Linked DNA regions of Homo sapiens: region 1 is linked to region 2. Evidence: chromatin loops called from intact Hi-C (ENCODE). Cell type or tissue: Panc1. All regions are shown on one strand. Links, peaks and the distances in the headings refer to the core of each region. The heading gives the core; the rest is flanking DNA. Region 1 has its middle 160 kb from the start of PLPPR1. Region 2 holds the start of LOC105376179 (a long non-coding RNA gene).

Evidence for each region. Peaks named below come from ENCODE experiments on the same cell type or tissue, not always from the same donor. Only the 100,000 strongest peaks of a DNase experiment are listed, where the experiment ranks them.
Region 1: it touches region 2 in a loop (2.8-fold over the local background); 2 of 110 quality-filtered maps call a loop at or near these places.

Annotation. Positions count from the first base shown.
Region 1 is chr9:100,858,111-100,874,112 of GRCh38, forward strand. No RefSeq gene overlaps it. Among named protein-coding and RNA genes, the nearest start is that of PLPPR1, 160 kb to the right of the region's middle. In Panc1, for the core only: no CTCF peak of the experiment used is centred there; no DNase peak of the experiment used is centred there.
Region 2 is chr9:100,798,091-100,814,092 of GRCh38, forward strand. LOC105376179 (a long non-coding RNA gene) reads left to right here and starts at 7,583. Exons shown (of 5, transcript XR_930178.2): 1 at 7,583-7,671; 2 at 8,624-8,704. In Panc1, for the core only: no CTCF peak of the experiment used is centred there; no DNase peak of the experiment used is centred there.

The DNA of each region.
Region 1 (16,002 bases), core at 3,874-11,873, 61 kb after region 2:
TCAATAGAAATCATAAATTTATTAATGTTCTGAGTTCATATGTGATCAAAAACTGACTATAGTTGTCATTAATAGTGCTGAGAAGACCAGCAAAACCTAATCTTTTTGGGGAAGGTTTTCTTAGTCTTGTGAGTTTCTGAATGTCTACAAAGCAGATTAGCATGTACTTTATGACAGTAAAACTGGAAGACCAAGATTGGACTGGACCTTCTATTTGAGACTACAAGGTGTGAGACAGAATTTTATGAGAAAGGAAAATTCTATCAGAGTATGAATCTTCCAGCTTTGGTGATATTCTTATTCTGGCCGTGCCCAGCAGGCATGGAATAGAAACTTTTGAATTGGAGTGGACCTATGAGCATGTGTAACAAATGGCTTTGTATATCTTGGGAATATTTGCAATGCCTGAGTGTCTGTGTGGGACATTTAAGTGTGAGTAACACTTGAGTAAGTTCTAGACGTAGCTGGAGTCAATAAATGCTTTAATCAATATACCATGGCATTTATAACTTGTATCACAGCTCCTCTTAAATCTATAGGTGATTATGTCCTGCAACACACCATTTCCATGCTTTTGTTCACATGGTCCCAGATGCTGCAAATTTTCTCATCTGGAAGCAATTTTTTCTACTTGCATTTTCATAATACTCAACTTGCATATGACTTGTGATGTACATCATGTCCTGCCTTTTGTGGTGGGGGGTGATTTGTACACATGCTGTCTCCTTTAGAAGATGCAAAAACTGTCAGACTCTGAGTCCACTCCCTGGTAAATCTCTGTGAGTTTATCTCTGTGTGACTCGTAAATTCCTATTGCTATTTGTCTCTGTCCATTTGGGTTACTATAACAAACTACCATAGATTAGGAGGCTTATAAACAACAGCAATTTATCTGTCACAGAGGCTAAGAAGTCTAAGATCAAGGCCTGCCAAGATTGGCAGTCAGTGTCTGGTGAGGGCCTGTTTCCTGGTGCAGAGATGGCTGTCCTCTAGCAGAGTGCTCGTGTAGTGGAAGAGGCAAGAAAACTCTCTCAGGCCACTGGGAAATAAGGGCACTAATACTATTCACAAGGCCTCTATCCTCATTACCTAATCACCTTCCAAAGGCTTGCCTCCAAACACCATCATATTGGGGGTTAGATTTCAACATATGAATTTTGGTGGGACATACATTCAGTCCATAGCACTATTTTTATTATTTTATTACTTTAATTTCAACTTTTATTTTGGGTTCATGGGGTACATGTGTAGGTTTGTTACATAGATATATTGTGTGATGCTGAAGTTTGGAGTACAAATGACATTGTCACCTAGGTAGTAAGCATAGTATCCCATAGGTAGTTGGTAGTTTTTCAGCTTTTACCCCTTTCTTTCTCTTCCCCCCTTTAATAGTCCCTAGTGTCCATTGTTCCTGTCTTTGTGTCTATGAGTACCCCACGTTTAGTGTCCACTTATAAGTGACAACATGTGGTATTTAGTTTTCTGTTTCTGTATAAATTCGCTTAGGATAATGGCCTCTTGCTTCACCCATTTTGCTGCAAGGGATATGACTTTATTCTTTTATATGGCTGCATCGTATTCCATGGTGTATGTGTACCACATTTTCTTTATCCAATCCACCATTGATGGGCTTCTAGATTGATCTGATATCTTTGCTATTGTGAATAGTGCTGCGATGAATATAGTAGTTTGTGTGTCTTTTTGGTAGTATGGTTTATTTTCCTTTGTGTATATATCCAGTAATGGAATTGTTGGGTTGAATGGTATTTCTATTTTAAGTTCTGTGAGAAATCTCCAAATTGCTTTCCACAGTGGCTGAACTAATATACATTCCCACCAACAGTATATGTGTTCCCTTTTCTCTGCAACCTTGCCAACATTTGTTATTTTTTGACTTTTTAATAATGGCCATTCTGACTGGCATGAGATAGTATCTCATTGTGTTTTGATTTGCATTTCTCTAATGATTAGTGATGTTGAGCATTTTTTCATGTGCTTGTTGGGCACGTGTATGTCTTTTTTTGAGAAGTGTCTGTTCATGTCCTTTGCTCATTTTTAAAAATAGAGTTGTTTGTTCTTTGCCAAGGCTGATGTCCAGAATATTTCCTAGGTTTTCTTCTAGAGTTTTTATAGTTTTAGGTTTTATATTTAAGTCTTTAATCCATCTTGAGTTGATTTTTGTATATGGTGAAAGGAAGGGGTCTGGTTTCAATCTTCTGCATATGGCTAGCCAGTTATCCCAGCATCATTTATTGAATAAGTAGTCCTTTCCCAATTGCTGGTTTTTTTTTTTTGTTTTTTTGTTTTCTTGAAACAGAGTTTTGCTCTGTTGCCCAGGCTGGAGTGCAGTGGTGTGATATCGGTTCACTGTAACCTCCACCTCCCATGTTCAAGTGATTCTCATGTCCCAGCTTTCAGAGTAGATGGGGTTACAGGCATGCACCACCATGCTGGCTAATTTTTGTATTTTTAGTAGATATGGGGTTTCGCCATGTTGGCTAGGCTGGTCTCGAACTCCTAGTGTCAAGTCATCTGCCAGCCTTGGCCTCCCAGAGTGCTGGGATTATAGGTGTGAGCTACTGTGCCTGGCCCCCATTGTTTGTTTTTGTCAACTTTGTTGAAGACAGATGGTTGCAGGTGTGCAGCTTTATTTTTTGGTGCTATAACCTGTTCCATTCATCTAGTGTCTGTTTTTGTATAAGTGTCATGCTGTTTTGGTTACTGTAGCCTTGTAATATAGTTTGAGGTTGGATAGTGTGATGCCTTTGGCTTCGTTCTTTTTGCTTAGGATTGCTTTGGCTATTTGGACTCTTCCTTGGTTCCATATGAATTTTGGAATAGTTCTTTCTATTTCTACATAGCACTGTTTTTAAAGTTTTGTCTTATACCTGCTGGTGTCTGATCTCTACTCCACCACCTGGCAATCTTGATATCCCCTTTCTCTTACTCTCATATTAACCTGGTCACCTTTAGGAGGATTTTGCTGGGGGCTGTGGGTGGATTGTGGTGCCTTGCTTCTAAGGAGGGCTACTGAACTCTTGCAGCCTTTTGTAGCCTGCTCTGGATACCTGGAATGTGAGACTTTTTTCCTTAGCCAGCAGTGAGAGATATTCTATAGGTACCTTGCAGTATTTTACTTCCAATAATGTCTTCAAGGCTAGTGTCCCATGTCCCATGAATGACCCCGCAGGTCCTTACATTCTCTTTTTTTTCTCAGTTTAAAAAATGTGGTAAAATACACATAGAATTTAGCATCTTAAGTATTTTTGAGTGGACAGTTCAATGGTATTAAATATATTCACATTGTTGTGTAACCATTACATCCATTCATCACAGAACTCCTTTCATCTTGCAAATATGAAGCTCTATACCCATTACATGGCAAGTCTCCATTATCTCCCCCAACTCCTGACTGTGGGCAACCACTCTTCTACTTTGCCTCTATAAACTTGCCTACTCTAGGTCCCTCATATAAGTGGAATCATATAGTATTTGTCCTATTGCGATTGGCTTATCTCACTTAGCATAATGTCCTCAAGTGTCATTCTTGTTGTAGCATAAGTCAGAATTTCTTTCCTTTTTAAGCTGAAAAATATTGCATTGTATGTATATACCACATTTTGCTCATCCATTCATCTGTTGATGAACAGGAGTTGCTTCCATGTTTTAGCTATTGTGAATAACACTACTGTGAACATGGGTATACCCTCATGTTCTTTTTTTATTTTTGGTTTGCGTCTTTCTTATCCATGGAATTTCCTAAGAGCTTGGGCATAGCCTGTTTTGATTCCTGTCAATAAGACCCTGAGAAGAGGATTTGCATGTGAGCAACTGATTAAGGACATGTTCCCGGGAGAAATTAGCAAGATAGTGTGGAAAGTGGAACAGGAAAGAGGACAGAGCCATACAAGTGTGCAGTTTCAGAAAATCCTATAGAAGGGAGTGTTAGCTTGATCCTATAGAAGAATTTTGGAATGCCGATTTTATGTCAATGCTGTCCCATCCCAAAGCAAGGCAGCTGAGCTTTCATACTCTTGTATGCTTTAGCCATACCCTTTGGAGATGTGAATTCCCAGACACCTCTGATTTTCTGTGTGCTTGGGCAACCTGGCTCCAGCAGCCACAGTGCAGCCTTCCAGATTAGCATTGTAGGTATGCGCTGTCAAAAGTAAAAGCACACCAAAGCTGGGGAAGGGGCGCATAGAAAAAGTAAATGGGACTGTCTTTTCCCCAGTGTTATGTTCTTGGCACCTTTGTGGAGTTCACTGTAGGATTGTAAGGCTCTGTGTAGAGCACCAGCAATGTCCACTCCAGTTTCTCACTGGGAGCTTACATTCCAGTATCCCGGATACAAACCATCACTTACATGCCCCCTCCACTGCCTTCCCAGGAGGTCCACTGAGGATTCATAAAAACATAACTTTTATTCACTGTAATGGTTAATATTAAGTGTCAGCTTGGTTGGATTGAAGGATGCAAAGTATTGTTTCTGGGTGTGTCCATGGGGGTGTTGCCAGAGGAGATGAACATTTGAGTCAGTGTATTGGAAAAGAAAAACTCACCCTTAATGTGGATAGGCACCATCCAACTGGCTGCCAGTGAGGCTAGAAAAAGCAGGTGGAAGACGGTGGAATAAGCTGGCTTGCTGAGTCTTCCAGCTTTCATCTTTCTTCCATGCTGGATGCTTCCTGACCTTGAACACCAGACTGCGGGTTCTTCAGCCTTTGGACTCTTGGACTTACAACAGTGGTGTGCCAGGGGCTCTCCAGCCTTTGGCCGCAGACTGAAGCCTGCACTCCCGGCTTCCTTACTTTTGGGGCTTTGGGACTTGGACTGAGCCACTACTGGCTTCCTTGCTCCTCAGCTCGCAGATGCCTTATTGTGGGACTTCAGCTTGTGATAGTGTGAGTCAATTCTCCTTGATAAACTCCTCTTCATATGTACATATATCCTATTTGTTCTGTCCCTCTGGAGAACCCTGACTAATACAGTCACATTCTCCATTTTGTCAGCATTTCTGAGAGAGGTGCTTCAGTGAACATCACTACACCAGCTATCTGAGAATAGCAACCGTATATTCTCGGTTCTGAGTGTCCAACCTCTAGTAGAAAGCTTCGTACGTGACAGTGTACCCTGAATTGAAATGACTTTCTGCTTTTCTGGGTATAGGATTAATTATATTGAACAGCACATGAGGGAAATCCTAAATAGAAACTGAATTCCAAAGACAAACTAACTTTAAGCCCACATGTGCTTACTAGACTGAAGGTTAGTTTCATTTAGTGGTATTTCTTGCTTTGAAATTAGGCATTAAGAAAAACAACCTTCCTGGGGGCTTTCAGCACATTCTGCTTCACATGGATGAATTCTCTTTGTGCAGATAATCTGGTCATACCTGGGGCTTCTCTTTATGTCCAGAATTGCAAAACCTCACATCTGATTTTCTCAAATACTCTCTAGATGTCCATTATTATCTTGGCAATCCTGTCTGCTACCATTGAAATTAGTTCTGAAGGTTGTTCACAAAGTTAAAGAATGATTTTCCTCTCGCCAACTGTGGAAGGAAAAAATTTTGGAGCAATATGGCAGATGAGGGACATTATTAATGCTATTTTACAAACTTATAAATATAACCTATATTATATGGGTCCACACTCATACCAGTACTCAGGTCCTAGGGACTTGCTATCACTGGCAATACTGCGTGGAAGGGAAAGATGTTATTAAAATCCACAAATCTGTATCTCCCACTGGGAACATAACTTTTAATTTGACAGTCATAAAATTCATCAACTATAACCATAACCACCATTTTAAAGATGGAGGAAGTGAGGTAGAGAAAGTTAATGGCATTTTACTGAAGGTATATTAATACAGTAATAGGTCCTGCTGTTAAGTACAACTCATTCATTTTCAGTCAAAAATAAATTCATTTCATGGGAAATGATAATTACTGATTAGCAATCTGGTTTATCTTTCTTCAAAAACATTTCTTCTTTGTGGCCTCCATTATTTCTCTTTGTGGTATAAAGTCCAGTTAATCCAAATGAATTTTGAAACTCAGTGGTAAAATTGTGCTTCATGCTCTTGGAACATAAGGATCTTTGACATTTGTAGTCTGGGATTTTGAGATAGAGCTGCACAGAGTGAAGTTCAAATCAGATTTAGAGTCAACTGACTTTCATTAAGTGACTTTTATGTGACTTAATCTCTGTGAGGTACTTTCTTAAATAGTATTCAACTTAATCCATACATCAATCTTATGAGAAGGGATTACTTATCCTAATTTCACAGCTGAAGGTGACAACTGATCTTGGTAACAGAATATATTATCATTTTATCACAGTATCCAGCAACATCATTCTTTTAAGTCTCATGATTGTCTGGCATTGTTCATTTAAGAACCAGGTAAGTGGCACTCATTGCCGCTGTGTCAAACTGGGGAAAAGTTATTTAGGGAAGAAAACCGATGTTTGGGCTATTAAAAGCAGTTTTTGAAATAAGAGGTTATCTATAAGGCTGGGGAATTTCCAAAGAAATATATATTTTGAAGAGTAAGGGAAGGAAGGAATAGAGATTATGGGAAAAAATATCGGATTGAGTAAGGGCATCCTATTTAGCTCTTGCTAATAGGATAAATATCAATGAAATATAAGGACAGTGTTACATTATACTGAATAAGCACAGTTCACAGTGTATAATAATAAAGCAACTTAATTTAGAGACCCACTGTATCTTAAAGGTTAGTGTATGAGGCTAATTCTCATCCTCTCGCGGGATGAACATTCTAGCAGGATCCATTACTCTTGTAGTTACTCTTAGGTAATACATAATTCTGAGGTCAATTCAAACCGTGAAACAGTTTAATAATTAAAATATCAAGTCCACTGTAACACTTAAAGCTTCAGTTTCAGTTTAAAATTGAGACTTCTTTTCCTCCCCAGCTGGGCCTTTTTAATGCAGCCAAACTGCAGTTGAGGAGGAGAGAAAAGTGCTGTGTTTCTCCATCTAGCACATTTACTTTTTTCTATTTTGCAAACCCTTGTTTCTGAGAACTGCAGATTGGACCACAAAGGGGGCAGATGAGTAAAGGGGAGCAATAAACTTCGTATGTCATGGGCACCGTCTTGGTGAAATAGCATCAGAACTCTGTAGACATGGTGTGTATGTAACGTTGACTCTTGCTTTCCAGGCCACCTTCATGGGCTCTTTGATGAGTCACCTCCCCAAGTTGCAAGGAATTTCTCACCTGTAATTCCTATGAGGAGGGCAGATGCATCTCTAATATGGCTGATAGTTTACTTCTTTGACACTATAAGAAACTCTGGCAATCCCTAGATCTTTCATGAGCCAGGTTTCAGTGAAGATAATCATATTAAGAATCTGGGGAGCAGAAATGGATTTAACATAGGAGATTATTGCTTTAAAATTTTTTGGAAGCACTGAGGGAGTAGATTCTAGGCTGAATATTTAGGAATGACTCTCAGAAAAATATAGGACTGACCCAACAGGAGAGCAACTACCTCTGAGACCACTACTGAACCTATTACAAATGAAAAACCTCCTGCTGCCATTGACCATTCCAATTCCCTTTGGAAACATAGGGAACTAGAATACACACATCATTGCTTTGATTCCTGAAGTAAAGTAGCAAACCAAAGCATGAAGTCAATGCTGCCACTTCAGTCACCCCCACAACTACTCACCAGCCAGGCAACCGGAGAATGGACACTGCTGCAGAGAGAATTCATGTTCCCATGACAGTGTTGCTGGCAGAAACAGCCAAATAAAGTCTGGGAAAATAGATTCTGTCTCACTCCTGCTTTCTAAATCTCAAGTAGGTAATTCTAATTGTCAGAGCTTAATTTACATACGGAAATATAGCCGTAAGGAAATTTAGGAGGTAATTTTAACGTCCTAGTCTTTCCAAACTGAGTAAGAAAATCCACAAGAACAAGCTCACTGGCAGCCTAATAAGGACCAGGAGGGAAGAACAGTCTTAGGCAAAAGTTACATTGAGAAAACAGTGGAGTGAGGAAAAGTATTCAGGTTTTTTAGGACATTATTGAGCCAATGATTAAAGCATGCTTGAAACCTTTCTGAACTTAAGCTGTATAAAATAGTGAAATACGTTCTTGTTTAAGCTTACAAGTTTTGGGATTTTTTTTGTGACTTGCACCTGAAAAAATATTACTTGATACTCTACTACACCATTTAAAATTATTTGTTTGCTTTTTATTGTGGGTCTCTCCTCACCTCTGAAATCTAAGCTCCAGAAGGGTGGGGGATTTCTAATGTCTTATTCACACTCCCTTCTGAGTACCTGGACCAATGCTTAAAATAGAGTAGACATCAAAGATAGTTGCTGAAATACTAAGGTGAGAAATAAAACAAAAATAGAGAACAAAATGTGAAATTGTGGCTTAAAAGGGGTAGAGATAACCAAGTGGTATTTGTACTAGGAATGCAAAGTTGGTTTAACATTAAAAATCAGCATAACATTATATCAACAGATTAAAAGAGAAAAATTATATGACCAGATGCAGAAAAACTATTTGACACATTTCAACATCAGTTCTTGATAAAAACTCTTACCAAACTATAACTTGAAGGGAAATTCTTCATCCTGATAAAGGACATCAATGATGATCTAACGCAGGTGTCAAACTTAATGATGAAAGATGGAATGCAGTTTCTTTAAGAATGAAAACAAAAAAGGTTGTTTATTCTTATACCTCTATTCAGCCTTGTACTCTGGGTTTCAGTTAGCTCAAGAAGACAAGATAAATATAAAAGACAATCAGATTAGAAAAGAGAAAATAAAATTATCTTCATTAGACAACCTGATTGTCAATGTAGGCATTCTCCCCAAAATCTAAAAAAAAGGCTATTAGAACTATGAACTACACAAGTTTGGCAAGGTTGCAGATTACAAGCTCAATATACTAGAAAATCTGCTGTTCTTTTACATACGAACAATGAAAATTGGAAATTGAAGTAAAAACAGTACTACTTGCAATAGAATCATAAAATATAAAAAACTTAAGATCAAATTTAACAAAATATCAATATTTGAATGTTGAAAATCAAAAACAGGAAACAGTGATGAGCGAAATTAAAATGGACCTAAACAAATGAAAGGAGATCTTATGTTCAAGGATTGAATGACCCAGCATTGAAAAAAATGTCAGTTCTTTTCAAAGTCATCTATAGATCTAATGAAATAGCCATCAATATCCCCAAAGGCTTTGTTGAAATTAACAAGCTGATTCTAAAATGTTATAGAAGTACAAGGGACTTAGAATAGTCAAACCAATTTTGTAAATAAAGAACAAAGTTGGAAGACTGTTCAGAATTTACTTTAAAACTATAATAATCTGAACAGGGTGGTATTGGTTCAAGGATAGTAGTATAGATGAATAGAACGGAATAGTGTCTAGAAAGAAGAACACAAATATGGTCAACTGATTTTCAACAAAGGTGCTGAGGTAATTCATAAGAGGAAGGATAGTCTTTTTAAAGATAGTGCTGGGACAAGTGTACATCCATATGAAAAAAAGTGACCCATATCTCACACTATATGCAAAAATGGATCAGAGGCTTAGATATAAAACCTGAAACTTAAACTTGTAGAGGAAAACATTGGAGACAAATGTTTGAGACTTTGAGTTAGGCAAAGATTTCACAGAGAGGATGCACAAAACCCAGCCCATAAAAGAAAAAAAACGTCTAAATTGGACTTCATCAAAATTAAAAACTTCTGCTCTTTGGAAAATACTGTTAAAAATGAATAAAGTGAAAAATGCTATTACAAATGAAAAAAGGGAGCCATAGTTGAAAGAAAATCTTTGCAAAACACGTGAGGATTTGTAACCAGAATATATAAAGATGTATCAAAATGCAGTAGTAAAATCATAAATCTGATTTTTAAAAATGGACCAAGGCTTTGAGTGGACACTTTATTGAAGGAGAGATACCGGATGGCTGGTTGCAAGTAAGCACATGAAAAGACACTTAACACAATTACTTACAAGGGAATTGCAAAGTAATGCCAGGAAATACCACCACACATTTATTAGAATGACAACAACAAAACAAATAAACTCCACCCCTTCATTTGTTTGTGCACCTTCACGCTAATCTGACAGTTCTAAGTGTTGACAAGGATATGAGGATATGGACTACCTGGAACTGTCATATATTGCTGGTGGGAATGCAGAATAGTATGACAATTTTGGAAAACAGTTTGGCAGTTTCTTATAAACATATACTTAGCACAGGGCCAGCAATCCCACCCCTAGGTGTTTGCCCATGAGAAGTGAAAACATGTGCCTACACAAAGGTCTCTATGCAAATATAGCAACCCAAATGTCCATCAACTGATGAATGGATAAATGAAATTTTGGCACACCCATGCAATGGAATACTATTCAGCAATAAAAAGGAACAAACTACTAATACATGCAACAATATGTATACACATGTAGAAAATACATGTAGAAAAGTAAAACTATAGGAACAGAAATTAGATCAATGGTTGTCAGGTGCTGGGAGTAGGAGAGGTACACAAGAAAGTTTTTGATGAAGATAAAATTTATTTTGATTGTGATAGTTACAAAACTACATTTGTCAAAGTGTATAAAACTGTACACCTAAAAAGGTGAATTTTACTGGATGTAATTTTTTTTAAAAAAGGAATGATGGGAAATACTAAAATAAACTTAAATTAAAAATTAAGCCTAAATATCAGTTGTAAATTTAGTAACAATATCATACCCAGAGTGATAAATAATTCTTATAAAAAGGACAAATATTCAAGTAAATAATTTTAATCATTTGAAATAAGAAACTGGGTTCAAAACTGGAATTATATATTATCTTTTTAAAATCATTGATTAGAAAAAATACAAATAAATATACCCACCCTTTCAATTCAAGCAGTCCTAAAGAAAACAATAAATGAGTCAAAGGAAACCAGGAGAAAGAAATTAATAAAGATAAAAGAAGATTTTGGTGGATTAGAACACAGGAATAAGAAGATTTGATTAATAAATTCCAAAAATTATTGGGAAAAATATTGAAATGAATTTCTGCTTGACTACTGAAGAAATTGAGTGATGTTAGGAGCTAGAATAGAATATGACCACTAATAAAAAAAAGAAAAAAAACGTATCCGAATAAGATGAGAAGTTTACTGCCCTGTTAACTTTGTTATCAAAAGCAATAATAATAACATATTAATAACATTTGTATTAATAACATTTGTATTAAGGAGCAACAGATAAAGTAATTTTTGTCAAAAATATCCCTTTAAAAGAGGACAGTGTTATAGTTCTTGAATATGTGGTCATTGCCTATTGTGGAGATGAATGTGCTTATGACTCAGTCACTTGGCCAAAAACTGAGCTAAACAATAACCACCAACCGTGGTAAACTTGGCCAACACATACTATAAAGTGTTTTTATTCTTAGTGAAATTATAACAAGCTGTCTCTCAGACCACAGTGCAATCAAGCTAGAATTCAAGATTAAGAAACTCACTCGAAACCACTCAACTACGTGGAAACTGAACAACCTGCTCCTGAATGATTACTGGGTACATAATGAAATGAAGGCAGAAATGAAGATGTTCTTTGAAGCCAATGAGAACAAAGACACAACATACCAGAATCTCTGGGACACATTTAAAGCAGAGTGTAGAGGGAAATTTATAACACTAAATGCCCACAAGAAAAAGCAGGAAAGATCTAAAATTGACACCCTAACATCACAATGAAAAGAACTAGAAAAGCAAGAGCAAACACATTCAAAAGCTAGCAGAAGGCAAGAAATAACTAAGATCAGAGCAGAACTGAAGGAGATAGAGACACAAAAACCCCTTCAAAAAATCAGTGAATCCAGGAGCTGGTTTTTTGAAATTATCAACAAAATTGATAAACCACTAGCAAGACTAAATAAAGAAGAAAAGAGAAAAGAATCAAGTAGATGCACAGAAATACAAACTACCATCAGAGAATACTATAAACACCTCTATGCAAATAAACTAGAAAATCTAGAAGAAATGGATAAATTCCTCGACACATACACCCTCCCAAGACTAAACCAGGAAGAAGTTGAATCCCTAAATAGACCAATAAAAAGCTCTGAAATTGAGGCAATAATTAAGAGCCTACCAACCAAAAAAAGTCCAGGACCAGACGGATTCACAGCCGAATTCTACCAGAAGTACAAAGTGGAGATGGTACCATTCCTTCTGAAACTATTCCAATCAATAGAAAAAGAGGGAATCCTCCCTAACTCATTTTATGAGGCCAGCATCATCCTGATACCAAAGCCTGGCAGAGACACAGCAAAAAAAGAGAATTTTAGACCAATATCCCTGATGAACATCGATGCAAAAATCCTCAATAAAATAATGGCAAACCAAATCCAGCAGCACATCAAAAAGCTTATCACCCACGATCAAGTTGGCTTCATCCCTGGGATGCAAGGCTGGTTCAACATACGCAAATCAATAAAAGTAATCCCTCATATGAACAGAACCAAAGACAAAAACCACATGATTATCTCAATAGATGCAGAAAAGGCTTTCAACAAAATTCAACAGCCCTTCATGCTAAAAACTCTCAATAAACTAGGTATTGATGGGACGTGTCTCAAAATAATAAGAGCTATTTATGACAAACCCACAGCCAATATCATACTGAATGGGCAAAAACTGAAAGCATTCCCTTTGAAAACTGGCACAAGACAGGGATGCCATCTCTCACCACTCCTATTCAACATAGTGTTGGAAGTTCTGGCCAGGGCAATCAGGCAGGAGAAGAAAATAAAGGGTATTCAATTAGGAAAAGAGGAAGTCAAGTTGTCCCTGTTTGCAGATGACATGATTATATATTTAGAAAACCCCATCATCTCAGCCCAAAATGTCCTTAAGCTGATAAGCAACTTCAGCAAAGTCTCAGGATACAAAATCTATGTGCAAAAATCACAAGCATTCCTATACACCAATAACAGACAAACAGAGAGCCAAATCATGAGTGAACTCCCATTCACAATTGCTTCAAAGAGAATAAAATACCTAGGAATCCAACTTACAAGGGATATAAACAGAACCTCCTCAAGGAGAACTACAAACCACTGCTCAATGAAGTAAAAGAGGACAGAAACAAATAGAAGAACATTCCATGCTCATGGATAGGAAGAATCAATATTGTGAAAATGGCCATACTGTCCAAGGTAATTTATAGATTCAATGCCACACTCATCAAGCTACCAATGATTTCCTTCACAGAACTGGAAAAAACTACTTTAAAGTTCATATGGAACCAAAAAAGAGCCCGCATTGCCAAGACAATCCTAAGCCCAAAGAACAAAGCTGGAGGCATCACACTACCTGACTTCAAACTATACTACAAGGCTACAGTAACCAAAACAGCATGGTACTGGTACCAAAACAGAGATATAGACCAATGGAACAGAACAGAGCCCTCAGAAATAATACCACACATCTACAACCATCTGATCTTTGACAAATCTGACAGAAACAAGAAATGGGGAAAGGATTCCCTATTTAATAAATGGTGCTGGGAAAACTGGCTAGCCATATGTAGAAAGCTGAAACTGGATCCCTTCATTACACCTTATACAAAAATTAATTCAAGATGGATTAAAGACTTAAATGTTAGACCTAAAACCATAAAAACCCTAGAAGAAAACCTAGGCAATACCATTCAGGACATAGGCATGGGCAAGGACTTCATGACTAAAACACCAAAAGCAATGGCAACAAAAGCCAAAATTGACAAATGGGATCTAATTAAACTAAAGAGCTTCTGCATAGCAAAAGAAACTACCATCAGAGTGAATAGACAACCTACAGAATGGGAGAAAATTTTTACAATCTACCAATCTGACAAAGGGCTAATATCCAGAATCTACAAAGAACTTAAGCAAATTTACAAGAAAAAAAATCAAACAACCCTATCAAAAAGTGGGGGAAGTATATGAACAGACAATTCTCAAAAGAAGACATTTATGCAGCCAACAGACACATAAAAAAATGCTCATCGTTACTGGCCATCAGAAAAATGCAAATCAAAACCACAATGAGATACCATCTCACACCAGTTAGAATGGCAATCATTAAAAAGTCAGGAAACAACAGATGCTGGAGAAGATGTGTAGAAATAGGAACACTTTTACACTGTTGGTGGGACTGTAAACTAGTTCAACAATTGTGGAAGACAGTGTGGCGATTCCTCAAGGATCTAGAACTAGAAATACCATTTGACCCAGCCATCCCATTACTGGGCATATACCCAAAGGATTATAAATCATGCTGCTATGAAGACACATGCACACGTATGTTTATTGTGGCACTATCCACAATAGCAAAGACTTGGAACCAGCCCAAATGCCCATCAATGATAGACTGGATTAAGAAAATGTGGCACATATACACCATGGAATACTATGCAGCCATAAAAGAGGATGAGTTCATGTCCTTTGTAGGGACATGGACGAAGCTGGAAACCATCATTCTGAGCAAACTATCCCAAGGACAGAAAACCAAACACCGCATGTTCTCACTCATAGGTGGGAATTGAACAATGAGAACACTTTGGCACAGCGTGGGGAACATCACACACCAGGGCCTGTCATGGGGTGGAGGGTGGGGGGAGGGATAGCATTAGGAGATATACCTAATGTAAATGACAAGTTAATGGGTGCAGCACACCAACATGGCACATGCATACATATGTAACAAACCTGCACGTTGTGCACATGTACCCTAGAACTTAAAGTATAATATAAAAAGAATAAAATTATTCTTAATGCTCGACAATTACTTAAGATGGGGACATAAGGAATATAGAAACTGATATACATCAAGTTAATGAGGCATATAAAATGTTAATAGTTCTCAAATCTGTAAGCTGCATCCATTTGATCAAAATTCTCATGTAGCACAGCAGGACAGTTGAGAAGAATTCAAAAATCAATATTAAGTGGAGAATGTAAAGTTGACTTTTCATTTGTGTGGGGATAAAGACTGTTGTTTACCACGTGTGTTACTATTAGAGGAGTGTGCATCCTCAGACAAATGAAACAAAATATGTATTTTTGTGTGTAAAATATATGAATTTCAAACTTCCTCAGCAAGATAGTTTTTAATCTATTTTATGCCATAATGCAGTTAAATTTAAATTTTATTATACTCTTGGCTGCCCATATCAATATAATACGCATTTAAAATTATACTTTTACTTACAAAATTAATTTAAATTAAATAGCATTTCTCACTGTTAGCAGAAAAAAGTCAAAACCTGTTTTTATACATAGGTGGTGTAAATTTTTTCTTTTTCTTTTTTTCTTCTTTTTCTCTTTGGCTTTTAGTAACCTCAGGCACATATACCCAGAGTGATAAATAATTCTTAAAAAGGACAAATATTCAAGTAAATAATGTAAATCATTTGAAATAAGAAACTGGGTTCAAAATTGGAATTATATATTATATTTTATATATAAATATTAAATATAAATATGTGATTTGTGGAAGATTGCATTTAAGTGGAATTTAAAATGTAATAGATTTTCAACCTAAAATCACATCATTATAGCATACAATGCAAAAACTGTCAAATCTGCCAACAAGTATCAAGGTATTGAAGACCTTCTAGATATGTGCTATTTAATATGGTAGCCACTAGCTGTGTGTGGCTATTTAAGTTTAAATTAATTAAAATGAAATTTAAAAAGTTAGTTTCCTACTCACACTAGCCACATCTCTCTTGCTCAGTAGTATTCATGACTCGTGGCTATCATATTGTACAGTACAGATGTAGAACATTTGTGTTATCATAGAAAATTCTATCAGACCACATTTATCTATATTATTGTGAAAGGGATTTGCTAGTTAAAATAGTAAAAAAGGCTATATTATGTTTTGAAGTTATTCTTGTTAATGTCTTTTTAATGATTATAAGCATTTGGAGAATA
Region 2 (16,002 bases), core at 2,653-10,652:
AGAGTAAGACTCTGTCTCAAAAAAAAAAAAAAAAAAAAAAAAAAAAGACTTTTTTGTAAGTGCAATAGAAGCCTTTTGTAACTCTGGTAATTGGAATAAGGCTCACATTTTTGTTTAAGATAAAGAGAATATACATTCTTCTCAGCACCACACCACACTTACTCCAAAACTGACCACATAGTTGGAAGTAAAGCACTCCTCAGCAAATGTAAAAGAACAGAAATTACAACAAACTGTCTCTCAGACCACAGTGCAATCAAACTAGAACTCAGGATTAAGAAACTCACTGAAAACTGCTCAACTACATGGAAACTGAACAACCTGCTCCTGAATGACTACTGGGTACATAATGAAATGAAGGCAGAAATAAAGACGTTCTTTGAAACCAACGACAACAAAGACACAACATACCAGAATCTCTGGGACACATTTAAAGCAGTGTGTAGAGGGAAATTTATAGCACTAAATGCCCACAAGAGAAAGCAGGAAAGATCTAAAATTGACACCCTAACATCACAATTAAAAGAACTAGAGAAGTAAGAGCAAACACATTCAAAAGCTAGCAGAAGACAAGAAATAACTAAGATCAGAGCAGAACTGAAGGAGATAGAGACACAAAAATCTCTTCAAAAAATCAATGAATCCAGGAGCTGGTTTTTTTGAAAAGATCAACAAAATTGATAGACCACTAGCAAGACTAATAAAGAAGAAAAGAGAGAAGAATCAAATAGACACAATAAAAAATGATAAAGGGGATATCACCACCGATCCCACAGAAATACAAACTACCATCAGAAAATACTATAAACACCTCTACGCAAATAAACTAGAAAATCTAGAAGAAATGGGTAAATTCCTCGATGCATACACCCTCCCAAGACTAAACCAGGAAGAAGTTGAATCTCTGAATAGACCAATAACAGGCTCTGAAATTGAGGTAATAATTAATAGCTTACCAACCAAAAAAAGTCCAGGACCAGACAGATTCACAGCCGAATTCTACCAGAGGTACAAGGAGGAACTGGTACCATTCCTTCTGAAACTATTCCAATCAATAGAAAAAGAGGGAATCCTCCCTAACTCATTTTATGAGGCCAGCATCATCCTGATACCAAAGCCTGGCACAGACACAACAAAAAAAGAGAATTTTAGACCAATATCCCTGATGAACATCAACACAAAAATCCTCAATAAAATACTGGCAAACTGAATCCAGCAGCACATCAAAAAGCTTATCCACCATGATCAAGTGGGCTTCATCCCTGGGATGCAAGGCTGGTTCAACATACGCAAATCAATAAAAGTAATCCCTCATATGAACAGAACCAAAGACAAAAACCACATGATTATCTCAATAGATGCAGAAAAGGCTTTCAACAAAATTCAACAGCCCTTCATGCTAAAAACTCTCAATAAACTAGGTATTGACGGGACGTGTCTCAAAATAATAAGAGCTATTTATGACAAACCCACAGCCAATATCATACTGAATGGGCAAAAACTGAAAGCATTCCCTTTGAAAACTGGCACAAGACAGGGATGCCCTCTCTCACCACTCCCATTCAACATAGTGTTGGAAGTTCTGGCCAGGGCAATCAGGCAGGAGAAGGAAATAAAGGGTATTCAATTAGGAAAAGAGGAAGTCAAGTTATCCCTGTTTGCAGATGACATGACTGTATATCTAGAAAACCCCATCGTCTCCGCCCAAAATCTCCTTAAGCTGATAAGCAACTTCAGCAAAGTCTCAGGATACAAAATCAATGTACAAAAATCACAAGCATTCTTATACACCAATAACAGACAAACAGAGAGCCAAATCATGAGTGAACTCCCATTCACAATTGTTTCAAAGAGAATAAAATAGCTAGGAATCCAACTTACAAGGGATGTGAAGGACCTCTTCAAGTAGAACTACAAACCACTGCTCAACAAAATAAAAGAGGATACAAACAAGTGGAAGAACATTCCATGCTCATGGATAGGAAGAATCAATATCGTGAAAATGGCCAAACTGCCCAAGGTAATTTATAGATTCAATGCCATCCCCATCAAGCTACCAGTGACTTTCTTCACAGAATTGGAAAAAGCTACTTTAAAGTTCATATGGAACCAAAAAAGAGCCCACATTGCCAAGTCAATCCTAAGCCAAAAGAACAAAGCTGGAGGCATCACACTACCTGACTTCAAACTATACTACAAGGCTACAGTAACCAAAACAGCATGGTACTGGTACCAAAACAGAGATATAGACCAATGGAACAGAACAGAGCCCTCAGAAATAATACCACACATCTACAACTATCTGATCTTTGACAAACCTGACAAAAACAAGAAATGGGGAAAGGATTCCCTATTTAACAAATGGTGCTGGGAAAACTGGCTAGCCATATGTAGAAAGCTGAAACTGAATCCCTTCCTTACACCTTATACAAAAATTAATTCAAGATGGATTAAAGACTTAAATATTAGACCTAAAACCATAGAAACCCTAGAAGAAAACCTAGACAATACCATTCAGGACATAGGCATGGGCAAGGACTTCATGTCTAAAACACCAAAAGCAATGGCAACAAAAGCCAAAATTGACAAATGGGATCTAATTAAACTAAAGAGCTTCTGCACAGCAAAAGAAAATACCATCAGAGTGGACAGGCAACCTACAGAATGAGAGAAATTTTTTGCAATCTTCCCATGTGACTAACATGCAGAATCTACAAAGAACTCAAACAGATGTACAAGAAAAAAACAAACAACCCCATCAACAAGTGGGCGAAGGATATGAACAGACACTTCTCAAAAGAAGACATTTATGCAGCCAACAGACACATGAAAAAATGTTCATCATCACTGGCCATCAGAGAAATGCAAATCAAAACTACAGTGAGATACCATCTCACACCAGTTAGAATGGCGATCATTAAAAAGTTAGGAAACCACAGGTGCTGGAGAGGATGTGGAGAAATAGGAACACTTTTACACTGTTGGTGGGACTGTAAACTAGTTCAACCACTGTGGAAGACAGTGTGGCGATTCATCAGGGATCTAGAACTAGAAATACCATTTGACCCAGCCATCCCATTACTGGGTATATACCCAAAGGATTATAAATCATGCTGTCATAAAGACACATGCACACGTATGTTTATTGCAGCACTATTCACAATAGCAAAGACCTGGAACTAACCCAAATGTCCAACAATGATAGGCTGGATTAAGAAAATGTGGCACATATACACCATGGAATACTATGCAGCCATAAAAAAGGATGAGTTTATGTCCTTTGTAGGGACATGGATGAAGCTGGAAACCATCATTCTCAGCAAACTATCGCAAGGACAAAAAACCAAACACTGCATGTTCTCACTCATAGGTGGGAATTGAACAATTAGAACGCTTGGACACAGGAAGGGGGACATCACACACCAGGGCCTGTTGTGAGGTGGGGGGCGGGGGGAGGGATAGCATTAGGAGATATACCTAATGTAAATGATGAGTTAATGGGTGCAACACACCAACATGGCACGTGTATACACATGTAAAAAACCTGCACGTTGTGCACATGTACCCTAGAACTTAAAGGATAATAAAATAAAAAAAAATAGAGTTCTATCTGGTTTTATATGCTGTAGTATTGTGCTTTACACAATACTTTCCGAACCCTGAGTAAACTTGCTATTAAGCCTTGAAATATCTGGAAGAGCATAAAAATACAATACTCATCAAGAACACAATTATACCAGTAGTCAGCTATAATCACCAAGGGTGTTCAACGCTATTGCTAAATAACACTTTACCATCTGCATGGTTCACCTGGGAAATGGCCCATACAGAGTCCACTTTGGACATCCCACATGTGGGGTCTGCACACTTCTCTGCAGGATCTCCCTTCTTTTTCCTTTTCTCTCTCCTAGCCTTCTGGCTCCTGCTTTCTTCAATTGGTGCTTCTTGTAGTCAAGGCCAGAGAGGCAAATCCTAGCATCCCTCCTGGGAATGGTATTGGGGACCTTTCTGGCCACGGCTTTGGGGTTCTTTAGGATAGATCATCAATTTGACAAATAAAGCTTTCTCTGCTTTCAATAATGTAAATGTACTGTTTATCAAAAGAAAGGTTTCTGTACCAGGAGTGAGTATCTGGAGGGATGAAGGATATAGAGACCCTTCCTGTCACATATTTCCGGATATGTGGGTCATTTTGACAGGGAACTTTACAGAGCATAGCAAGTCTGAATGGATAGATGTTTCACCCATGGGTCTCTGGAACCAGGGTGTTGAATTTGTTTCCCCATAGCCATTGGGTAACAGTCTAGACAGTAGTTTGAGGGCTTTTGTTTTTGTTGGTCCCTCTGTCCCTGGATGACCTTGGGCAAATGCATTTGCTTCTCCACCTGTAAAAGGAAGGTAATTGTGCTGTCTGCTCCATTCCAGAGCTGTTGGCAAGACGGATGTGAATGTGTCCATTAAGAGCTCTGAGCATCTTTGAGAAGGGTGGTTTGTAATTACAAGGTGTTACTATCACTGCTGCTGTTAGGTGCATGGAGATTGTGATAGCTGGAACTAAATCAGCTGCAGCTGCTTGTCTCTTACCTTCAGCCTTAATGCTTCCTATCTCTCACACAGCCTATAAGCAAATAAATACATATTTTTTCCCAAGTCACCCTGCCTTCAAATGAATCAGGGCTGACTCCTGCCTTACACCCTTGAACCTGGTTTCTTCGGTTGGGTGTGTAGTGCAGTGGATTGTTTTCATGGCCAGACAACCCCAGGCTTCACTGCTTTCCAGCAGAGTGACCTTGGACCTGTTACTTAACCTCTCTAAGGCTCAGTATCTTCACCGGTAATTTTGGGTTACTTACATCTATTGTATGAATTAAATGATATTAACTGTCCAAAACACTTGGCAAACAGAAGGTGCTCAATAAATGTTAGCATTTTGAAATTTCATTTTCTTTTATTCTCTCACTTTTTGGTCCTAGCACTAATGTGACATGTGCATTTCTATCTCAGCAACTTGCAGAGAGAAGATGGCATTGATGTTTTTTGTGCTTAGAATATATGGTATTATTTTGGAAAATTTTATTGTGAATTATTAAGTCTGCATTCTCAATGTCCTCAAAGTAATTTAAACAAAGCAAATGTATAAAAGTGTATTAGACAGGGTTCTCTAGAAGCACAGAACTAATAGGATAGATGTATATATGAAAGGGAGTTTATTAAGGAGAATTGACTCACACAATCACAAGGGAAAGTTTCACGATAGGCTGTCTGTAGGTTCAGGAGCAGGAAAGCCAGTAGTGGATCAGTCTGAGTCCCAAAACCTCAAAAACAGGGAGGCCAATGGTGCAGCCTTTGGTTTGTGGCCAAAGACCCGAGAGCCCTGGCAAACCACTGGTGTAAGTCCATGAGTTCAAAAGCTGAAGAATTTGGAGTCTGGTGTTCGAAGGCAGGAAGCATCCAGTGTGGTAGAAAGATGAAGGCTGGAAGACCCAGCAAGTCTAGTCCTTCCACGTTCTTCCTCTCTGCTTTATCCTAGCCATGCTGGCAGCTGATTAGATGGTGCCCACCCAGATTGAGGGTGGGTCTGCCTCCACTGACTCAAATGTTAACCTCCTTTGGCAACACCCCCACAGATATACCCAGGAACAATACTTTGCATCCTTCAATCCAATCAAGTTGACACTCAGTGTTAACCATCACAGCAAATACTCTGTGGCATTTATTTTCAATAGCTTGAGTGCCCTCACATGCTCTTAATAGAAAGCAAAAGCTGCGGAAGCTGGCCTGGCTGTTAGGAGGTGCTATTTAAAGCCTCAGTGGGACAAAAATGACAATTTTAAAATTGATTGTGGAGTGTGATGATGCCAAGTAGTAGCAGAAGCCCAGGAAACCTGTCACATGGCAAATGTGTTACCAAAAGCCTTGAGTCTACAGAGGTTTTAGAAGAGTTTTATTCACAGGGAGCTTTTGCCATATTAATCTCCAGATTTCACTTGTGCTGTGGATGGAACGTGCCACTGCAGAGGAATCTCAGGCTGCAAGCTGGGGATCTGGATAGGCGGGGTTTCCCCTGTGTAGAAATCTTTGCCAGGCTTCCAGCTGAGCTTAGCTACATGGCAGGTTTATGCCTGGGAATAAATGATTTCCTTGAGAAGTGGCTGTTTTTGCTGCACACAGTTGTTTTACAGCAGTTTGGAAGCCTGCTCTGCCTCTGACTAGCTTGTAGGGTAACATAGTCCCTGAATCTCAGTTTCACTGTAAAATGGGGATAGTGATACTGATCGTGTGGTACTTTAAAAAAAATTTGTGGCAAGGTATGTAAAGTTCCTACATTGGTGTTTGACCTATGGAAGGTATATGGATACATTTCTGCTGTTATCATTTTTGGTAAGATTAATACAAAAATAATCATTGTGGTAGGCAGAATAATGGCCCTCCAAAGATGTCAACATCCTAATCCCTGGAAACTGTGAATATGTTACTTTTCATGGCAAGAGGAACTTGGCGAATATCATTAAATTAAGAACATTTAAATTGGGAGATTATCCTGGATTATCTGGGTGGCCACAATCTTATCACAGGCCCCCTTAAAAGTGGAGAAACTTTTCCTGCTGTGGCCAGGGGAAAAGATGTGAGGACAGAGTAGAGTCAGAGACATGCTATATTGCTGGATTTGAAGATGGAAGGAGGGGGCCTAGAAGCCAAGGAATGTGGGTGGTCTCTAAAGGCTAGAAAAGGCAAGGAGATGATTCTCTCCTAGAGACTGTAGAAGGAACCAGCTCTACCAACCCCTTGATTTTAGTCCAGGGAGATCCATGTCAGACTTCTGAGACATAGAACTATAAGGGAATATATTTGTGTTGTTTTAAGCCACTAAGTTTGTGGTGATTTGTTATAGCAGCAATAGAAAACTAATACAGAATTAGAGACTGTCAAGAGTTTGTGCCATTGTAGAAAGGATGAGGCTCACAGTGCTCTGTATCTGGACAAGCTAGTAGGGTCTGTGCTCAATTCTAGTCCCTTTGAGCTCAGTAAGAGTCTTTGAAACCCTACCAGTTTCTCTTCTGGGCAAGAGATGTGGTTTGCTTCGTAAGAGCTGAAATGCTTTATTAGACTCAAAAGAATTTGAATCTAGTCTGAAAAAGTCACGTTACTGATATTTGAAAGTTTGGAATTACCATAATCACACAAATCTCTTGTTTCCACTGTGAATAAATAGCAATAGAGTTTTGCCTCATTTTAGGTTATCATTCTGTGGATTGAAAACAAAAAAACAGCCTAAAATTTGGAGTCAGTAGATGTGGCTCTGAGTCTCACTGTTCTGGAAAAATAAATCATATAATCTCCAATCTCGATTGTAGCATGGGGATGATAGCACCTGATTTATCTATCTGTTGTGTGAGTCAAAGGTAATGTGAGTGAAGATGCACTGAGAACTGGCCCTCTACACAAACGTCAGGTGTAATAATTATTATATTTATTATTAGTAGTATTATGTTGTCATAGAACCATGGAATGTTAGATCAAGGAAGGTCATTAGATGTCATTTAACCCACAAGCCTTGGTGAGGTTAAATAACTTAAAAATGTTCTCTTGGCTCTATAGTGTCCACTTTGAGACATGGCTTGAATAATCTTTGGGAAGGGGCCAGGCTGGGAGCTTGATCTCACTTAAATGGTACAGGCTGGGAGTGGGAAGGGATACAGTTGTAAGAATTAAGAGGCCAAAAGATCTGGTCATAGAATTGGCAATGAGTTGGGAGGGATTGGCAATGGGAAAGGATGGCCAGGTGGGGCTCAGTCATTTGGGGAAGTAAAGAGTAGAGTGGAATGAAGTGGCACCAGTTATGGAGAGGAGCCATTTGCTGAGTGGGTAATCAAAAATGGCCTTGTAGTTAGTGAAACTAGGAACATAACTTCGTGCTTCTGACTCAAGTCTTGTGTTCTGCTCAGTATATACAGCTGAATATTATCTTAAATTCAGTGCAAATTCCGTTTATATCTGAATATTAGTGCAAAGTTATTTAATTATCACTTGAAACTGCTTTATATGTGGCTTCTAATGATTCTTCACCTGGCTTTTTGAAGGGATAAAAGATGGACTTATTCTGAATTTTGTTCAAAGATTAAAGTATTGTGATCAGATTCCAATGAATGGCCTGCTTCATCAGGTCATTTATATGTGATAATTTCAAGTTCCCAGCACTTGAATCTGTAATCTATGGTCCTGAACAGTTCTGTCTTAATGTCCAGATATACCACAGATAGTAAGGCAAAAAACCCCCCATACAAACAAAAGTTCTTTACAGGGCAGTAGGAATTCTATATCATTTCTGGCTCTCACGGTCTCCTTAATGTACACATACTCACATAAATACATACACGCCTCACAGACCACATATGCACACACACACCATGTGTGTACACATTCGCATTTGCACACATATCACACATGCACACACTGTTGAAGAGAATTATGATATCACCGGTTTTGGGACCCTTCGTATATTTTGTTTTCAGGATAATACACTGAAGTTCAGTGTATTACTCTGAATTTTATCCCAATGTATAAATTTTATCACAATGTATGCTATATAGAAATGTGACCCATATGCAATTTGTTTTCCTAGATTGTATGAAATGGCCATTTGCAAAAGAATATAGTGCAAGATGGAAGAATGAAGTGACCACCTCTAGATTCTATTCTAACGGTAACAGTTCTTTGTAATTTTATAAGGATGTAGAATCCAGAGAGCTTTTATTTTCACTAACTCATTGTATCCCCAACAGTCCTGTATAAATGACACTCAAAAAGATGAAGGGAATTGACCAAGGTGTCAGAGTTCAGTCTAAAAGAAAGGACAGCTGGCTTCTTTTTTATAATCATGAAGCTGCTTTCCTCAGCTAGTTGCTGAAGAACCCAGCAATAAAGACAATTTAAGTGAGGCTTAACATTAATGTTTACATATAGATTATGTTAGGGTTTCCTAATCCTAGGTATTAAACATGTTTGCTATATAACAATGTAAAAAATAGGGAAAATAGGAGGAAATTACCATTAGAGATGATGATTATCAACATTTTTATGTATTTATTTGAAAATGTTTTCTTTTTTTTTTTTTTTAAAAGATATCATTATCAATTTTATTAACGGAGAGGGAGGGCAGTAGGGGAGAGAGGATGGAGGGGAGAGAAAAGAGAAGGAGGAGACAGAATGAAAGAGAATGAAGAGAAAGAAGAGGAGGAAACGACAAAGAGGAAGAGAGGCAGCAAGGCACAGGGAAATGAATGTGGAGTTTTGTGTTTTAATTAACTTCAAGAACACTGGATTGGGAATACTCATAATAATTTATTAATATCCATCATTTGGAAACTAGAAAGGAAAATGTTTTCTATGCATAGAATTTCTTTGTCATTTTGTTTATTTATTAGGTAACACTGAAGAATAACTTTTCTTATATTTTCAAAAACATTTTGTCATACATTTCCAATGTTAAATTATCTTTAACATCATATTTAATAGTTGTAAAATATTCCACCAAGTGGTTGTACCATAATTCACTTAGCAATCCTTGTTTTATTATTTAGATTGCTTCCAGTTTTTTGCATATCCACATTTCGATTCAGTTTTTCAGGATAGATGTCAAGAATTCGGATTATTCTTGGCTAATTGCAAATTGAGTATTTTTAACCAAATTGCTTGTTAAAGTGTTATACCAATCTATTTTTCATATTGTAGAAATGAAGCAAATTTAAAATGGAATATTGTTCTTAAAATACCTGTGGCACAGGAAATTTCTAACTGGTCACCTTTTCCCTACAGGACCCAATGTCTTGTTCAGCTCCCTTCTGCCTACTACAAATTCCATCTCTAACCTTAGACTGCTCATCCCACCCACAAATTTCCATTAATTTCTAGGGCATAAGAGTTGGTTTTACTTTACTATAAGCCCTTAAGACCTCATCTTTGTCAATCAAAATAGGTTATCAAGTATTTTTATAAAAAAAGTTAGTTCCCTCCTTAAGAGGGAGCCAGCTATTAAGATTAATTTTTTTCAACACCCTGTATCACTCACAAATGCCTTGAAAACATTTATTTATTTGTTTGTTTAGGCTGATGGATTTCAGGATCTTAATATGGATAAAATTTCTAGTTACAAAAGGTATTCTAAGACCAGGCATGGTGGTACATGCCTGTAATCCCAGAACTTTGGGAGGCTGAGGCAGGCAGATCACTTGAATTCAGGAGTTCAAGACCAGCCTAAGCAACATGGCAAAACCTCATGTTTCTATGGGGGTTGTAGAAACCCCATCTCTACAAAAACTACAAAAATTACCCAAGTGTGGTGGTGTGCACCTGCAGTCCTAGCTACTCAGGGAGGCTGAGGTGGGAAGATTGCTTGAACTTGGGAGGTTGAGGCAGTAGTGAGCTGTGGTCTTGCCACTGCATTCCTGCCTGGGCATCAGAGCAAGACCCTGCCTCAAAACAAATAAAAAACAACAACCCAAATTAGATATTCTAAGGAGAGAATCACCTGCAGGAAGTGGTGAGTTTTGTGCTACTGGAAATATCCAAGCAGAGGCTGGAGATCACTTGTCAGGACAATTGTAAATGGAATTCAAGCAACAGCTGACCATTGGCTAGAATAGATGACCTTGCAGATCCCTATGATATTGAGAGTCCATGAATTCATAATTTTATATCTTCTCTAAATATTAAATCACTTATTTATTGGTGTCCCTTTAATTACAGGCAGGTATAAATTGTTGGACTAATAGGTTGGATCTCATGTCATGTTGTTGCTTCACCTGCAGTTCCATGTGATCAGCTCTCTCTGGCAAGGTTCCTCTTGATGGAGTTCTTTCAGGTCATTTTTATGCCTCTGAGACATTTCAGCCCTTTTACTATTTTAGGAACACATTTCTAAATTATACAAGTCTTTCCTGACACAAGGGCTGTAACACCTTGCCAAGAGGAATTCTCCATGAATGGAATAAATGAAGAGAGATAGCCTGAGAAATACGTGTCAGTGCAGCTGTTCTGAGTTCCCTGAATTTATCTCAGTTTGAAGCTAAGGATTCCTGACGCTCAGGCCACATGATGCTTTTTGTTTTTGGAGTTAGTTATATCGGAAGAACACTGGCACTTCAAACAGCATGGGGTTGGAGAGGAGCTGGCATGATAGCCAGCCCACATCCATCACCAAATCACCTTCACTGGATGTTCACATCACCCACAACTTGGAATTCAGCATCACATTTCTGTTCAGAGTAGCTGAGGAACACAGTATCCTGATTTGATTATGTTATCAGGTTGATGCAAAAGTAATTGCGGTTTCTGCCATTACTTTTTTTTTTCCTTTTCTTCTTTTCTTTCTTTTAATTCTTATTTTTTTTTTAAGTTCTGGGGTACTTGTGCAGCATGTGCAGATTTTTTACATAGGTAAATGTGTGTCATGCTTGTTTGCTGCACCTATCAACCCATCACCTAGGTATTAAGCCCCGCATGCATTAACTCTTTTCCCTAATGCTCTGCCCGCCCCCCTGCCCTCCCCTGACAGACCCCAGTGAGTGTTGCTCCCCTCCCTGTGTCCATGGGTTCTCATTGTTCAGTTCCCACTTATAAATGAGAACATGTGGTGTTTGGTTTTCTGTTTCTGCATTACTTTGCTGAAGATAATGGCTTCCAGCTTCATCTAGGTCCCTGAATAGGACATTACATTTGAATGGCAAAAACTGCAGTTACTTTTGCACCAGCTTAATACTTTGCTCATAGGCAGTCGCCTATGGCTCTTTCATACAAGCCAAGAATAAAATATCACAAAGAACTCTGGGTGACAGAAATCCTGGGACCTAAAGTGTATCAAAATACTTCAAAATAAATATACCTTTTATCCTGACAATTTTTCTTCTAGGACTGTATCCTAAGGAAATAATGAGACAGATGTTCAAGCATGCCCAATTGTAATATTTCTCAATATCTCAAATCTGCAACTTTCTTCAATATCCTCAAATAAACTGTTTATGCGAAATGAGGTACATCCAGCCCATTAAGGATCATGTTGTAGAAAAAGATTTAGAGGCATAGAGGTATTTATGATACATTTCTCAGTAAAACAACCAGGCTACCAAGTAATTAATAATATTTTTTGTTAAAAACACATATGTATTTTTAAAGAGTGTATTTGATGTAGAAATAATAGTAATAGTTAATGTACATTGAGTGAATACTGTGTGTCAGGCACTACCCAAGTTGCTTTAAGTGTATTAAATAATTTAATTCTTTACAAAACTTGTGAGGTACTATTATTGCCCCTATTTTACAGATGAGGAAACAGGCACAGAAACCTTAGATAACTTGCTCAGGGTCACTAGGCAAAACAGTGATTCAATTGGGAAAAACTTGGCTCCAAAGTCTGAGCTGTTAACCACAACTACCACTGCTTAGACAGACTAAAAAGACAACCTCTGAAGCTGAATGTGATTTCCTATATGTATTGTTTACTATAAATTATATATACATATGTACACATATATTATCCACATATATGATACATATATGTAAATATTGATTATAGAAATGTGATTATATATGTGTTGTTAAGATTACAGGTAATATTTTTTCCTTTGAGCATTTATAAACAGGATAACCACACTTACAAAATAACATTACACAAAATACAGAATCTTGGAACCACAAGTAGTGGCTCTCAAATTTGGCTAACTAATTTGTCTGTACAAACAACATTAATTTAACTAGAAAAATAAATACAACATAGTTTTGCTGTGTGGATCCATCACTATTTGATATTCATGACTTAGCTTTGAGCCCATCAGCCCTCTGCTCCACAGAGAGAGCAGGAGAGCAGAACCAAAGCTTCTCATTTTCACTGTAGGTTTGGCCCTTAATTGGTCTCAGACCAGTGTTGACCTAGGCTGTTTGTATTGAGCAGTTGTCCTCCTTTCTTGTGTTGAAGGTCTCAGAATTGCAGAATGTTGAGGCCTGGAGCAGTATTTCTCAATTGAGGGTGACTTTGTTCCCCAGTGAACACTTGGTAATGTCTGGAGACATTTTTAGTTGTAACAAATGGGGCAGAGGTGCTCCTACTGGCATCGCGTGAGAGGCCAAGAATGCTGATCAACATCCTACAAGGCTCAGAACAAGGGGTTATCTGGCCCCAGTGTCTTAGTGTTGAGATTGAGAAGCCCTGCCCTATAGGGATGTCAGAGGTCATCTACTCCCATCACCTGTTTGGGAGGCGCTAAGATGACTCCCAGATGCTTTGACTTCCCCAAACTCACGGCTCTCTTCTTTCTGGCAGAATTCAGGAAGATGTATCTCTACACACACACATTCTGAGTTTTATGAGATGTGTGTAATGAAAAGGCCATGGGCACTGGGGTCAGACAGATCAGATAGCCCTATGCTAGGAACCTGGCCTGACCAATTACTACTCTGTGTGATGGTGGCAAATTATTTAACCTTTCCAAACTTCAATTCTCTCATCTGGAAGCTGGGGACAAGAATACTAACTTCCCAGGAGTTTGGTGAAGATTTTATGAAATGCTGTTTGTGAATATCTTGCAGAGTACCATTATGTAATGGGTGCTCCAAAATGTTTATTTCCTTTCCACTTTATCCTGAGGAAGAACATTTGTGATCAGGTTAAATAGTCACAATATAAAGAAAACATGAAGTGAGCCACTGGGCACAAATTAGGCTCTTACAAGTTGATATTGTGCAACATCAACTTTTACAGGTCTGGCTAATGCGGAATCAGTGCCTGGAAAATGACCAGCTTGCTGTGCAACTCATTGTTGGAGCGGGCATGGAAGTTGGCCTCACCTGCTTTTTCTAAGAGCAAATTCAGCACTGACTGTAGCAACTTGTTTTGGAATTACATTTGCCTCCTGCTTCCGCTCCTTCCACATCTCTATTAGCTAACTGGCTTAGACAAAACAGAACTGTGTGATTATTATAGTTACAATATTCATTAATACTTATGTGATGTTTTCTATGTGGCAGTTATTGTTCTAAATACTTTAAATATGCGAACATCTCATCTTTTAAAAAATACCATCTTTATTGAGGTATAATTGGTATACAGAAAACTGTACACATTTAAAGTGTACAATTTGATGAGGACATTATGCTAAGTGAAATAAACCGGTCACAAAGGACAAATACTAGGTGATTCCACTTATATGAGGTATCTAAAGTTGTCAACTCATAAAAGCAGAGAGTAGAATAGTGGTATCCAGGGGCTGAGCGAAGAGGGAAATGGGGAATTGATGTTCATTGGATGTAAAGTTTCACTTATACAAGATGAATAAGTTCTAGAGGTCTGCTGTACAACATTGTGCTCATAATTGTCTTATCTTTACATTAACCCTATGAAAGAGGCAGTAGTAGGCTGAATAATGGCCGCCAATGGTGTGCACATCTTAATCCCTGTAACTTGTTAAGAATATGTGATTTTATATGGCAAAAGGGACTTTGCAGAGATGATCAGATGGAGGACCTTGAGATGGAGAGATCATCCTAGATTACCTGGGTGAGCTCAATGTAAGCACATGGGTCCTTCCAAGCATAGGGCCTTTCCCTGCTGTGGTCACAGATATGCGAAGATAGAAGAGAGTCAGAAACATGCTCTACTGGCTTCAAAGATGAAGGGAGGCGGGCCATGAGCCAAGGAGTGCAAGTAGCCTCTAGAAGCTGAAAAAGGCAAGGGAACAGATTCACCCTTGGAGTCTTTAGAAGGATCTAACTCCAACTACATCTTGATTTTAGCCCAGTGAGACCAATTTTGGACTTTTGACCTCCAAAACTGTAATATAATAAATTTTAATAATAGAAAATCGAGGCTTGGTGAGATGAAGAAGCTTGGCAAGGTTTGCATGGTTAGAGCAGGTCTGAACTCACAGTGTGGAAGTGAGAATGGAGAGAAAGGGGTGGAAATGAAGAATCTCTTAGAAATAAAAGCAAATAAAAGGGCATTTGTGAATGATTGGAGACAGCATTGAAGGAAATATTTTTCATTTCATGTCATTAATTTATCTGAAAGACTATTCTAAATATAGCCTATTTAGTGTCCACACGGTTTTGATTTTTGTTCAGTCATTCAATGAGCATTTATTGAGTAGCTGCATTAAAAAATTCACTGTTGTAAGCATGGCAGGACTGTGTATATTACACGTACATTATATATTACTTGGTCTTGACTTTTAAGGAGCTTATAGTTTAGTGGAATTTATTCAAGGATCCTGGAAATATTGTTTCAAGCTTGGACAATTGAATGTCCTTTCCTAGAACTTTGGAACTTGAGCAAGTGGGACAGGACCAATGAGTGGCAGTCCTTTGAAGTTCTTCATAACCTAGAGCCTCTTCTATCTACAGGATGGACTAAAGTTCCTGCCTCTTTGCTTCCTGGAGCTTGGTTGGTTTCCATCTATTTCCAAACCTGGTTTTCCAGGCTTTTATTGATTCTGTGTGCCATTGAAATCCTTTGAAATCATTCCCCTTTCTTATATTAGTCAGAGTTGATTTCTTTGGCTTGCCTTCCTTATGTGCTCATATTTCAGCTTTCTTATCTTTGGTTTTTCCACATCCCAGGAGGGTGAGTCTCCTGCCTGTTCCATGGAGCAGGAGGCTGGGTCTACAGTGCAGTTTGGTTAGCTGCAGTGGTACCTGGGGAGCTCCCACCCCAGCTCAGAAGAGGCAGGGGTCCCACTTGTACCTGGCTCCTGCCTGCTAGGAGGAGCAGGAGACCTGGGTCTGCAGCCGGGGATTGGGTGGCTGCAGCTGCACCCAGGAAAGCAGGGATCCTGCCTGCTCCTGGCACCCCTAAGAGCACAGGGAGGCTCAGATATGCTGCCACAACTTGGGCAGCTGCAGCTCTACCAAGGAGGGTGGGGCTACTGTCTGCTCCATGAAGCGGGAAGGCCCCCCACCATCCCCATGGGGGTGCCACTCCTACTGCCTGGCCTCTCTCTGCTCCCAGCACCTGCC